3 separate regions of the Homo sapiens genome follow, and regions 1 and 2 are each linked to region 3. The links are chromatin contacts, found by Hi-C or POLR2A ChIA-PET in ENCODE. All regions are on one chromosome and are shown on one strand. The core of a region is the stretch at or near the end of the contact, and the rest is flanking DNA. Distances in the headings are between cores, read along the strand shown.

Region 1 (3,918 bases), core at 1,102-3,601, 270 kb before region 3:
CAAAACACACAAACAGCCATCAGCCTGTGTGGGCTCAGGGCACCTCTGGACAAAGGCTTGTGGGGCATAACCTTCTTTACCACAGAGAGCCCTTAGCTATGCTGATCAGACCGTAAGCGTTTATGAGAAACTTAGTTTCCTCCTGTGGCTGAGGAGGGGCCAGCTTTTTCTTCTTTTGCCTGCTGTTTTCTCTCCCAATCTATGATATGATATGACCTGGTTTGGGGCTGTCTTTGGTGTTTAGAATATTTGTTTTCTGTCCCAGGATATTTCTTATAAGAACCTAACTTCAAGAGTAGTGTGCGAGTACTGATCTGAATTTAAATTAAAATTGGCTTATATTAGGCAGTCACAGACAGGAAAAATAAGAGCTATGCAAAGAAAGGGGGATTTAAAGTAGTAGGTTCTATCATCTCAATTCATTTTTTTCCATGAAATCCCTTCTTCCAAGATTCATTCCCTCTCTCAGACATGTGCTAGCATGGGTATTATCATTGAGAAAGCACAGCTACAGCAAAGCCACCTGAATAGCAATTTGTGATTGGAAGCATTCTTGAGGGATCCCTAATCTAGAGTAATTTATTTGTGTAAGGATCCCAAATGTGTTGCACCTTTCATGATACATTTCTTCTCTGAAGAGGGTACGTGGGGTGTGTGTATTTAAATCCATCCTATGTATTACTGATTGTCCTGTGTAGAAAGATGGCAATTATTCTGTCTCTTTCTCCAAGTTTGAGCCACATCTCAGCCACATTGTTAGACAGTGTACAGAGAACCTATCTTTCCTTTTTTTTTTTTTAAAGGACAGGATTTTGCTGTGTTGCCCAGGCTAGACTTGAACTCCTGGGCTCAAGTAATCCACCTCAGCCTGAGTAGCTGAGACTACAGCCCATCTTATTTCTTTAAATCATTCATCTCAGGCAGAGAACTTTTCCCTCAAACATTCTTTTTAGAATTAGTTCAGTCATTCCTAAAACATCCAAATGCTAGTCTTCCACCATGAAAAATAGATTGTCACTGGAAAGAACAGTAGCAATTTCCATAAGGATGTGCCTTCACTCACACGGGACAGGCGGTGGTTATAGAGTCGGGCAAAACCAGCAGTAGAGTATGACCAGCCAAGCCAATCTGCTTAATAAAAAGATGGAAGACAGTAAGGAAGGAAAGTAGCCACTAAGAGTCTGAGTCTGACTGGGCTACAGAATAAAGGGTATTTATGGACAGAATGTCATTACATGCCTATGGGAATACCAATCATATTTGGAAGATTTGCAGATTTTTTTTCAGAGAGGAAAGACTCACCTTCCTGTTTTTGGTTCTCAGTAGGTTCGTGTGTGTTCCTAGAATCACAGCTCTGACTCCAAATGACTCAATTTCTCAATTAGAAAAAGTAGAAGCTTTCTAAGCAACTTGGAAGAAAACAGTCATAAGTAAGCAATTTGTTGATTTTACTACAGAAGCAACAACTGAAGAGGCAGTGTTTTTACTTTCAGACTCCGGGATTCCCATTCTGTAGTCTCTCTGCTTTTAAAAACCCTCCTTTTGCAATAGATGCCCAAACAGATGATGTTTATTACTTGTTATTTACGTGGCCTCAGACAGTGTATGTATTCTCGATATAACTTGTAGAGTGTGAAATATAAGTTTAACTACCAAATAAGGTCTCCCAGGGTTAGATGACTGCGGGAAGCCTTTGATCCCAACCCCCAAGGCTTTGTATATTTGATCATTTGTGATCTAACCCTGGAAGAAAAAGAGCTCAGAAACCACTATGAAAAAATTTGTTCAGTGTTTTCTGTGTTCCCGTAGGTTCTGGAGTCTGAGGATGCAAAGATGAATAAGATAAATTCTCAGAATGTAGTTATAATCTCTTGTTTTCTGGTATATGCCATCTTTCTTTAACTTCTCTAAAATATTGGGTATTTGTCAAATAACCACTTTTAACAGTTACCATTACTGAGGGCTTATACATTGGTGTTATAAAAGTGACTTGATTCAGAAATCAATCCATTCAGTAAAGTACTCCTTCTCTAAATTTGCTGTTATGTCTATAAGGAACAGTTTGACCTGCCCTTCTCCTCACCTCCTCACCTGCCTTCCAACATTGAATTTGGAAGGAGACGTGAAAATTGGACATTTGGTTTTGCCCTTGGGCTGGAAACTATCATATAATCATAAGTTTGAGCCTAGAAGTGATCCTTGTGATCTTCTCACCTCTTTAAATTCCCACAACACAAGAGATTAAAAACAGAGGTTTCAGCTCTTCATAGTGCGTTGTGAAATGGCTGGCCAGAGTGTACCAACAAAGCTGTCATCGGGCTCACAGCTCAGAGACATCTGCATGTGATCATCTGCATAGTCCTCTCCTCTAACGGGAAACACCTCAGATTTGCATATAAAAAAGCACCCTGGTGCTGAAATGAACCCCTTTCTTGAACATCAAAGCTGTCTCCCACAGCCTTGGGCAGCAGGGTGCCTCTTAGTGGATGTGCTGGGTCCACCCTGAGCCCTGACATGTGGTGGCAGCATTGCCAGTTGGTCTGTGTGTCTGTGTAGCAGGGACGATTTCCCAGAAAGCAATTTTCCTTTTGAAATACGTAATTGTTGAGACTAGGCAGTTTCAAAGTCAGCTGCATATAGTAGCAAGTACAGGACTGTCTTGTTTTTGGTGTCCTTGGAGGTGCTGGGGTGAGGGTTTCAGTGGGATCATTTACTCTCACATGTTGTCTGCCTTCTGCTTCTGTGGACACTGCTTTGTACTTAATTCAGACAGACTGTGAATACACCTTTTTTATAAATACCTTTCAAATTCTTGGTAAGATATAATTTTGATAGCTGATTGCAGATTTTCTGTATTTGTCAGATTAATAAAGACTGCATGAATCCAGCTGTGCTAGTGTTTTTTACATGAAAGTATCATAATGTATAACTGTAACTCACAGAACTGTCTAGCACTTATCAAGAAACAGTTTAGAATACAAAAATTAGCCAGGCGTGGTGGTGGGCGCCTGTAGTCCCAGCTACTCGGAAGGCTGAGGCATGAGAATCGCTTGAACCCAGGAGGCAGAGGTTGCAGTGAGCCGAGATCTCACCACTGCACTCCAGCCTGGGCGACAGAGCAAGACTCTGTCTCAAAAAAAAAAAAGTTTAGAAACAAATGCATTGTTTCTATTCTTAACTCATAAGAAAGTGGTATGGATTATAGCACACCACAGCTCTGAAGAGTGTAATATTAAATCTGTTTATAAAAGCCCCAAAGCAGCTATCCTTAATACATCCTGAAAGATATTTTTTCTAATAACTTTCACATTAATGTAAATATGTCAGAAGAAACTGTAAACTTATAAGACGTATGTTGTACAGTGCAGATATGTGCTGGAGGATTTTTTTTAAAGAAATTAGGTCACACTAATGGGAAAAGGCAACATTACTTTTATTGACCTGGTAGAGCATAGAATGTCCTCTCACTCCATTCCCCAAACTTGATAAAACGTTTTGTTTCTAAACAGTAAATAACATACAATCTGGAAATGATTGATCAGAAATACATTTATGGCAGAAAAACCACAGTTGGCCATGGTCTTCAGAAGGGGGCAGATAAGACATTGATGTGTTCCCGGCTACATCTGCTAAGGGCATCAGGAAGCAGGGAGTGTTTATTCCCTCCTTTGAGAATTGGAGGCATCATTTGTTTTCATGGCTCTTTTAGGCAGTGTCTGTGGAGTCTCCTACAGAGGCATCAGGACTTGGGAGAGGTTTCTGATTTTTAGGGGTCCTGACAATGGTGTTCTTGTTTTTTTTTTTTGAGACGGAGTCTCGCTCTGTTGCCCAGGCTGGAGTGCAGTGGCGCGATCTCAGCTCACTGCAAGCTCCGCCTCCTGGGTTCATGCCATTCTCCTGCCTCAGCCTCCTGAGTAG
Region 2 (3,691 bases), core at 618-3,117, 460 kb before region 3:
TTGTATTTTTAGTAGAGACGGGGTTTCACCATGTTGGCCAGGCTGGTCTTGAACTCTTGACCCCAGGTGATCTGCCCGCCTTGGCCTCCCAAAGTGCTGGGATTACAGGCGTGAGTCACCGCACCTGGCCAGAAATCTCATTTTCTATCTTAACACTTACACTGGCTTGTTGTATAGCCAGGCGCAGTGGCTCACACCTGTAATTCCATCACTTTGGGAGGCCGAGGTGGGCAGATCACTTGAGGTCAGGAGTTCGAGACTACCCTGTCCAACATGGTGAAATCCCATCTCTACTAAAAATACAAATATTAGCTGGGCATGGTGGCAGGCACGTGTAATCCAAGCTACTAGGGAGGCTGAGGCAGGAGAATCACTTGAACCCAGGAGGCGGAGGTTGCAGTGAGCCAAGATCTTGCCACTGCACTCCAGCCTGGAAGACAGGGCAAGACTCCCTCAAAAAAAAAAAAAAAAAAAAAAATCTCAAAATTGTGGCTAAAGCTCCTCCTCTTGACAACAAACGCCACCTCTAGGCCCAAGGCATTTAAGAGACTTTGCTGCTCTATTTCCCAGACTGGAATTTTCTGTTCATTCAGATATTAAATTCAGAATCTAAATCACTAAGTGAGTAGTCCTTGGAAGGACAGCCCTCTGCACCCCCACATGCATCCCACAATTGGGAGGAGTGGAGAGGCCTTCACAAAGCTAATGAAAATGTAATAATAAACTTTAGATCTATCAAATACCTGGGCCGACCTGGTTAGCCTTGTAACTGGATTGTTTCAACTCTAGCTAGATGTATATTAAAGACTCAAAACTTAGAAACAATAGTAACAATTTCATCTTTAAAAACAATTTTTTTACACTGTAATTCTTCTGTCCCTTCTTTCACTAACTGAAAAAAAAAAAAAAAAGGAGCAACAGGAGACAATTCCTCTACTTTGACCCATGGCAAAGCCAGGCCTGCAGTGAATCAAAACAAATAATTTTTCTCTTTGTCACTTAAAAACTAACTTAAAAATAACTTCAAAATACGAAAAAAGATAACTGGGGCAAGAAAGGGGCTTTTGTCACTTTGACAATTATATTCCTAATTCCCCCTAGCCTTGACCCGCATTCCAAGGCCCCGACAAGGTGTAAAGCCCTGCCTTTCTGATAGTCACTCCTCCCCTACAGTAATCAATCTATCAACCTTATTTTCAGATAAACAAGGAAGGCGAAGGGAGTGACTAGGGGATCTTATTTACTACAATCTAACCTCAGACATGCCCAGCCAGCTCCCAAAACAGAAACAAAAATCAAACTTGTCACAATTGAGAAAAATATAAAATCAACCTTCAAAAGTACACCTCACGCCCGGCCATGTCAACCAAACATTTTGCCCACTCGGGCCCCCACCTCGACACCTCTCCCCAGCCGGGGGTTCCTCACCCTTCCTTCCACCCGGACACCACCGCCACAACCCGAGGGGCAGGAGCGGAGCCTAAGAACAAAGAAGGTCCCCCAAAATCCCCCCCACGCCGGCAAAACCCGGAGCCGAATCCATTGTTTATACCACCCCACCCCCACCCCCGCCGCACCCGCCCCCCCTTCCTCCCGAGGGCAGCCTGAGCCCCAGGACGATCACTCGCCCCGCGCTGGGCCGTGCCCTCCCCGCCCTGCCCTGCCCGCCGCGGCCCGGGGATCCCACCACTGAGAAGCTCGGCCGCAGCAAGGCGGCGTCGGGGGGCCGCAGGGCGCCAGTGGGGGCAGAGGCTATTCCTCAGGACACCGGCAGATCCATCCTCATCTCCATCTCCGCCACCCTCCTCCTTCGTTGCCTCCCGGGCTTCCTCCTCTCCTGTTGTCAGTTGGGATCAGCTGATCGGAGTGAACTTCTCCCAGCTCGGACTAACAGGAAGGCGTGAGCGGTGCAGCCCAGAAAGGGAGGAGCGAGAGAGGGAGGATCCCGGCGCCAGCAAGGGCGTAGTGCGCACTGCCTCCTGGGAGATGTAGCTCCTCGAGGCGCGCTCTCGCCCCTCATCCCGGAAAGGAAGACTCTGAATGACTACAACTCCCAGTACTGAAGAGGCTGCTCTTGCGAGGAGGCGGTGGGGACAGGCTACGGAGGATTTCGGGACTTGGAGTTTTTGCATTGAGTGTGGTGTCCGCAGGTTTCAGCACGTTCTTTTGGGTTGTAACTGGGGAAGGCATGGTGCTACATTAGAGAACTGATGTAATAATGTCTAGTATAAGTGGGAAATGGTGAGTCAATTAATTTGGATTCAAGTAACCTCTTGCACACCATTCCCTCAGAAACGTGTGAGCACAGACAGTCTCCACCTTCCCAATTTCACTTCGCAAAAACTAAGGAAAAGACCAGAAAAAGTGATAAGAGGATATAGGTACTCTTGGGAAGTTTTTGTTGTTTTTCCCCCCTTGGCAAAGGACAAAATTACAACGAATTTAGTTTTAAGATCTCAGTTGGCTTTATTGCGACTCTAGGATCAGGCAACACTTCATTCCAGAAAGTGGAGTGAATGTTCTGATGAGCTGAGCAGGAGAGGTTGGCTTTGTAGACAGAGAAAAGCTTGAGGAAGCAAAAGCAAAGAACAAAGAGCATATTGGTTTCTTTCTTTCTCTTTCTTGTCATTCTTTTCTTTCCTCTTTCTTCTCTTTTTTTCAGTCTTCTCATGGGACCTTGACATATTGGTCACTTCTAAGCTACTTTCCTTGGAAGGTGAGGACAGAGAGACAGAACAATAGAAAAATAACTGATTAGTTGACATCAGTTACTTCAGGCTACTTCTTTTGTGTAAGGATTACAACAGAGGGAGCTTCATTATCATGCAACATTAAAACAAGCCTGTTTGGGAAACTGGCTGTCCTTATCCCTCTTTCCTGATTTCTCTGAAGGTCAGATAACAACTTAGCTTGGGTTTGGTAACAACTTAGTTTGGATTTGGTGAGGTGAAACTTTAGCATGGGTGACTCCATTTTTATTTTAGCCAGGTCTATTGGGGCCTGGTGCAGGAGTTTAGTCCAAAACAAAGGCCTCCTATCATTTTTACTTAACACCCTTCAAGGGTATTCTCCAAGCCAACCATGAATTTTTTTTCCTACCTATTATTTTTCTGATCTTTCCTTCTATAGTTTCAGAACTTCTCAGGCTGGGCGCGGTAGCGCATGCCTGTAATCCCAGCACTTTGGGAGGTCGAGGTGGACGGATCACCTGAGGTCGGGCGTTCGAGACCAGCCTGACCAACATGGAGAAACTCCATCTCTACTAACAGATACAAAATTAGCCGGGCGTGATGATGCATGCCTGTAATCCCAGCTACTCGGTAGGCTGAGGCAGGAGAATTGCTTGAACCTGGGAGGCAGAGGTTGCAGTAAGCCGAGATCACGCCATGGCACTCCAGCCTGGGCAACAAGAGGGAAACTCTGTCTCAAAAAAAAAAAAAAAAAAAAGCTATTATACTTTCAGAACTTCTCAATTTGAAATTATCTTTGAGGGCCAGGCACGGTGGCTCATGCCTGTAATCCCAGCACTTTGGGAGGCCAAGGAGAGCGGATCATGAGCTCAGGAGTTCAAGACCAGCATGGCCAACATAGTGAAACCTCATCTCTACTAAAAATACAAAACATTAGCTGGGTGTGGTGGTGTGCACCTGTAATCCCAGCTACTCGGGAGGCTGAGGCAGGAGAATCACAT
Region 3 (4,069 bases), core at 1,380-3,879:
TGTGTCGCCCAGGCTGGAGTGCAGTAGCGTGATCTTGACTCACTGCGACCTCCACTTCCCGGGTTCATGCAATTCTCCTGCCTCAGCCTCCAGAGTAGCTGGGATGACAGGGGCGTGCCACTATGCCCGGCTAATTTTTTGTATTTTTAGTAGAGATGGGGTTTCACTGTGCTAGCCAGGATGGTCTTGATCTCCTGACCTCATGATCCACCCACCTTGGCCTCCTGAAGTGCTGGGATTACAGGCATGAGCTTGCTTCCCCTTCACCTTCCACCATGATTTTAAGTTTCTTTAGGCCTCCCCAACCATGCTTCCTCTACAGCCTGAGGAACTGTGAGCCAATTAAACCTCTTTTCTTTATAAATTACTCAGTCTCAGGTAGTTCTTTATAGCAATGTGAGAATGGCTAATACAGGAGCAATTAATGGTAAAGAGACAGTCGGGCACCGCGGCTCATGCCTGTAATCCCAGCACTTTGGGAGGCCGAGATAGGTGGATCACCTGAGGTCAGGAATTCGAGACCAGCCTGACCAACATGGTGAAACCCTGTCTCTACTAAAAATACAAAAATTAGCTTCGGTGGTAGCAGGTGCCTGTAATCCCAGCTACCTGGGAGGCTGAGGCAGGAGAATCGCTTGAACCTGGGAGGTGGAGGTTGCAGTGAGCCAAGATTGGGCCATTGCAACACAGAGGTTGGGGTAACACAGCAAGACCCTGTCTCAAAAAAATAAAATAAAAATAAAAAATAAAGGTAAAGAGACTAGTTGGGAGGCTATTTGTAATAAACCAGGATTTGTCTGCCTCAACACTACACTACTGACATTTTGCATCAGACAATTATTTGTTGTGGGAGGGTTGTCCTTAGTATTGTAGAATGTTTAGTAGTGTCTCTAGTGTCTGTTTACTAGATGTTAGACAACCCCTAGCCCCCTATATGACATTGCCAAATGTCCCTATGGAGACAATATCACCCCCAGTTGATAACTGTGTGTGTAACAGACCATGTGAGAAATAAAAAAGGGTGGATGTTAGACATGGGTAAGGACAAAATCTAAAAGCCTTGGCAAGTGTTTGGATAGGCTTGCAACTGAGAAAGAGGGAGTGTTGAAAGCTCAAACAGAGAAAGGTCCTAGAGGCCATGTACTGTAGTCTAATATGCTTATCATTGCTTGAAACATTGTAAACCCTCTTGGAAGGCAGTTTGGTAAAACCTATTAATAATCACAAAAAGTATCTTACTTTTTGACCCAGCACTTTTATTTCTGGGAGTTTATCTTAAATGATTCAAATGAAGACAAGGAATCTTTATGTACAAAGCAATTAGTTGCATGACAGACAGTGACCACGTTCTCAAAAATTACACCCGCATGCCACCACATTGCCTGTTAAATTAGAAGCCGATTTAAGATCCTGAGTTTAAGAGCCAAAGAAGTTGTAGCTAAAGAAACAAAATCCCAGAGGGGCAGGAAGGGCAGATATCAAGAATGCAAGTAGAGAAATTCTTAACTTATTTTTCAGAGAGAGGACAATGAATTTGAGAATTTGTATTGGAGAAAAGAGGGAGAGAAGTTAGGTGGAGGAACTCCTAGATAAGGCTTCAATCAGTGAATTCATCTGCAGAGCAGAAGTTTCTGCGGAACTCAAACTGCCTGGGGGCATTCCTTGAAAAGAAGAATTCTGCACTTTTTGGTGGGAACCTGCCGGTGGAACATCCTGTTTAGAAATGAGGACATCCAAGGAACACTGCAATGTGCAGAGACTAGAAGGAAAAAACAGTCAAGTAGCCATTTCTCCTGGGGAGTCTCTAGTAACTTGATTTTGTGCTTCTTCTTGTTTTTTGAGACAAGAGTCTCACTCTGTCGCCCAGGCTGGAGTGCAATGGTACGATCTCGGCTCACTGCAACCTCCACCTCCCGAGTTCAAGCAATTCTCCTGTCTCAGCCTCCCGAGTAGCTGGGACTACAGGTGCAAGTCACCACACCTGGCTAATTTTTGTAATTTTTAAATTATTATTTATTTTTATTTTTTTGAGGCGGAGTCTCGCTCTGTCGCCCAGGCTGGAGTGCAGTGGCGCCATCTCGGCTCACTGCAAGCTCTGCCTCCCGGGTTCACGCCATCCTCCTGCCTCAGCCTCCCGAGTAGCCGGGACTACAGGCGCCCAGCACCACGTCCGGCTAGTTTTTTGTATTTTTCTTTTTTAGTAGAGACGGGGTTTCACCGTGTTAGCCAGGATGGTCTCGATCTCCTGACCTCGTGATCCGCCCGCCTCGGCCTCCCAAAGTGCTGGGATTACAGGCGGAGCCACCGCGCCCGGCCAATTTTTGTAGTTTTAGTACAGACGGGGTTTCACCATACTGGTCAGGCTGGTCTCGAACTCCTGACCTCAGGTGATCCACACACCTCGGCCTCCGAAAGTGCTAGGATTACAGTCGTGAACCACCGCGCTTGGCCGCAACTTGATTTTTAAATTGCTCTCTGAGTGTAGATTCCTTGTTTGTTTGGCAAGGGTTCTTGCCGCTGCCGCTACAGCTTGAAGCCAAACATTTAATGAAAGAGAGCGGGAGGGGCCGAATAGAAGAATGATGGGCGTGGCCAACCCCGAGGTGGCTGGAGGCCGCGCCCCCTTCCCAGAGTGCACCGCAGCCGCTGCATTCAGGAACCGCTTTAGCTTCGCCCCCGGCCGGCCGGGCGGGGAAGACTGGTGTGGTCTGGCCATGGATGGGCTCCAGGCCAGTGCAGGGCCGTTGAGGCGCGGGCGGCCGAAGCGCCGGCGCAAGCCCCAGCCACACAGCGGGTCGGTCCTGGCCCTGCCCTTGAGGTCCAGGAAGATACGAAAGCAGCTGCGAAGTGTTGTATCCCGCATGGCAGCGCTGAGGACGCAGACGCTGCCTAGCGAGAACTCGGAGGAATCGAGGGTGGAGTCGACGGCCGACGACCTGGGGGACGCGCTACCCGGTGGGGCGGCGGTGGCGGCCGTCCCGGACGCAGCCCGGCGAGAGCCATACGGCCACCTGGGGCCCGCAGAGCTGCTGGAGGCCTCGCCCGCCGCGCGCTCCCTGCAGACCCCGTCGGCGCGCCTGGTGCCCGCTTCCGCGCCGCCCGCGCGCCTGGTGGAGGTGCCCGCCGCGCCGGTCCGGGTGGTGGAGACCTCGGCCCTGCTGTGCACCGCGCAACACTTAGCGGCCGTCCAGTCGTCCGGGGCCCCTGCGACGGCGTCGGGGCCGCAGGTGGATAACACGGGTGGGGAGCCGGCCTGGGACTCCCCGCTGCGGCGCGTCTTGGCCGAGCTGAACCGCATCCCCAGCAGCCGGCGGCGAGCGGCCCGCCTCTTTGAGTGGCTCATCGCGCCCATGCCGCCAGATCACTTTTACCGGCGCCTATGGGAGCGCGAGGCGGTGCTGGTGCGGCGGCAGGACCACACCTACTACCAGGGACTTTTCTCTACCGCTGACCTGGATTCGATGCTGCGCAACGAGGAGGTGCAGTTCGGCCAGCATTTGGACGCCGCTCGCTACATCAACGGACGACGCGAGACCCTGAACCCACCCGGCCGCGCGCTGCCCGCCGCCGCGTGGTCCCTGTACCAGGCCGGCTGCTCCCTGCGTCTCCTCTGTCCGCAGGCTTTCTCTACTACTGTGTGGCAGTTTTTGGCTGTGCTTCAAGAGCAGTTTGGAAGCATGGCAGGCTCCAACGTTTACCTCACGCCCCCTAACTCGCAGGGCTTTGCCCCCCACTACGACGACATCGAGGCCTTCGTGCTGCAGCTGGAAGGTAGGAAACTCTGGCGTGTATACCGACCCCGAGTCCCAACCGAGGAACTGGCTCTGACATCCAGCCCCAACTTCAGTCAGGACGACCTCGGTGAGCCGGTGCTGCAGACCGTGCTGGAACCTGGAGATTTGCTGTATTTTCCTCGGGGCTTCATTCACCAAGCTGAATGCCAGGATGGAGTCCACTCTCTGCACCTCACCTTGTCCACGTACCAGCGCAATACCTGGGGTGACTTCTTAGAGGCCATACTGCCTCTGGCAGTGCAGGCTGCAATGGAAGAAAATGTGGAGTTTCGGAG

Evidence for each region. Hi-C counts contacts between places; a loop is a spot of excess contacts on that map. ChIA-PET counts read pairs that join two places held with the same protein, here RNA polymerase II (POLR2A). Pooled maps may share reads with other maps.
Region 1: a loop to region 3 is called in a pooled map, with 2.9 times the contacts of the local background. The contact joins the enhancer-like site here to the promoter of RIOX1 in region 3. A Hi-C loop is called at or near these places in 1 of 168 maps with a recorded cell type or tissue (endothelial cell of umbilical vein) and 2 of 50 pooled maps. POLR2A ChIA-PET finds 5 or more read pairs at or near these places in 6 of 52 experiments (A549, AG04450, MCF 10A and 2 more).
Region 2: a loop to region 3 is called in a pooled map, with 16 times the contacts of the local background. The contact joins the promoter of ZFYVE1 here to the promoter of RIOX1 in region 3. A Hi-C loop is called at or near these places in 1 of 37 single-sample maps with no recorded cell type and 8 of 50 pooled maps. POLR2A ChIA-PET finds 5 or more read pairs at or near these places in 3 of 52 experiments (CD4-positive, alpha-beta T cell, OCI-LY7 and WTC11).

What each region holds. Positions count from the first base shown.
Region 1 is chr14:73,220,805-73,224,722 of GRCh38, forward strand. It overlaps PSEN1 (presenilin 1), which reads left to right. Exons shown (of 12, transcript NM_000021.4): 12 at 1-2,887. Among named protein-coding and RNA genes, the nearest start is that of PAPLN, 15 kb to the right of the region's middle. RefSeq lists an enhancer at 2,131-2,643. Within about 2 kb of position 2,352, at least 3 of the 41 ENCODE cell types and tissues checked have a DNase peak (open chromatin) inside an H3K27ac peak, as active enhancers do; they include endothelial cell of umbilical vein, where a contact is called at or near this core.
Region 2 is chr14:73,025,239-73,028,929 of GRCh38, forward strand. ZFYVE1 (zinc finger FYVE-type containing 1) reads right to left here and starts at 1,868. Exons shown (of 12, transcript NM_021260.4): 1 at 1,688-1,868. RefSeq lists a silencer at 1,571-1,780 and an enhancer at 2,011-2,210.
Region 3 is chr14:73,488,304-73,492,372 of GRCh38, forward strand. RIOX1 (ribosomal oxygenase 1) reads left to right here and starts at 2,630. Exons shown (of 1, transcript NM_024644.5): 1 at 2,630-4,069. The coding sequence starts at 2,715. The region is part of intron 17 of HEATR4 (HEAT repeat containing 4); the gene reads right to left. It also overlaps a transcript of ACOT1 not described here. RefSeq lists enhancers at 1,710-2,615, 2,297-2,406, 3,595-4,069 and a silencer at 2,957-3,246.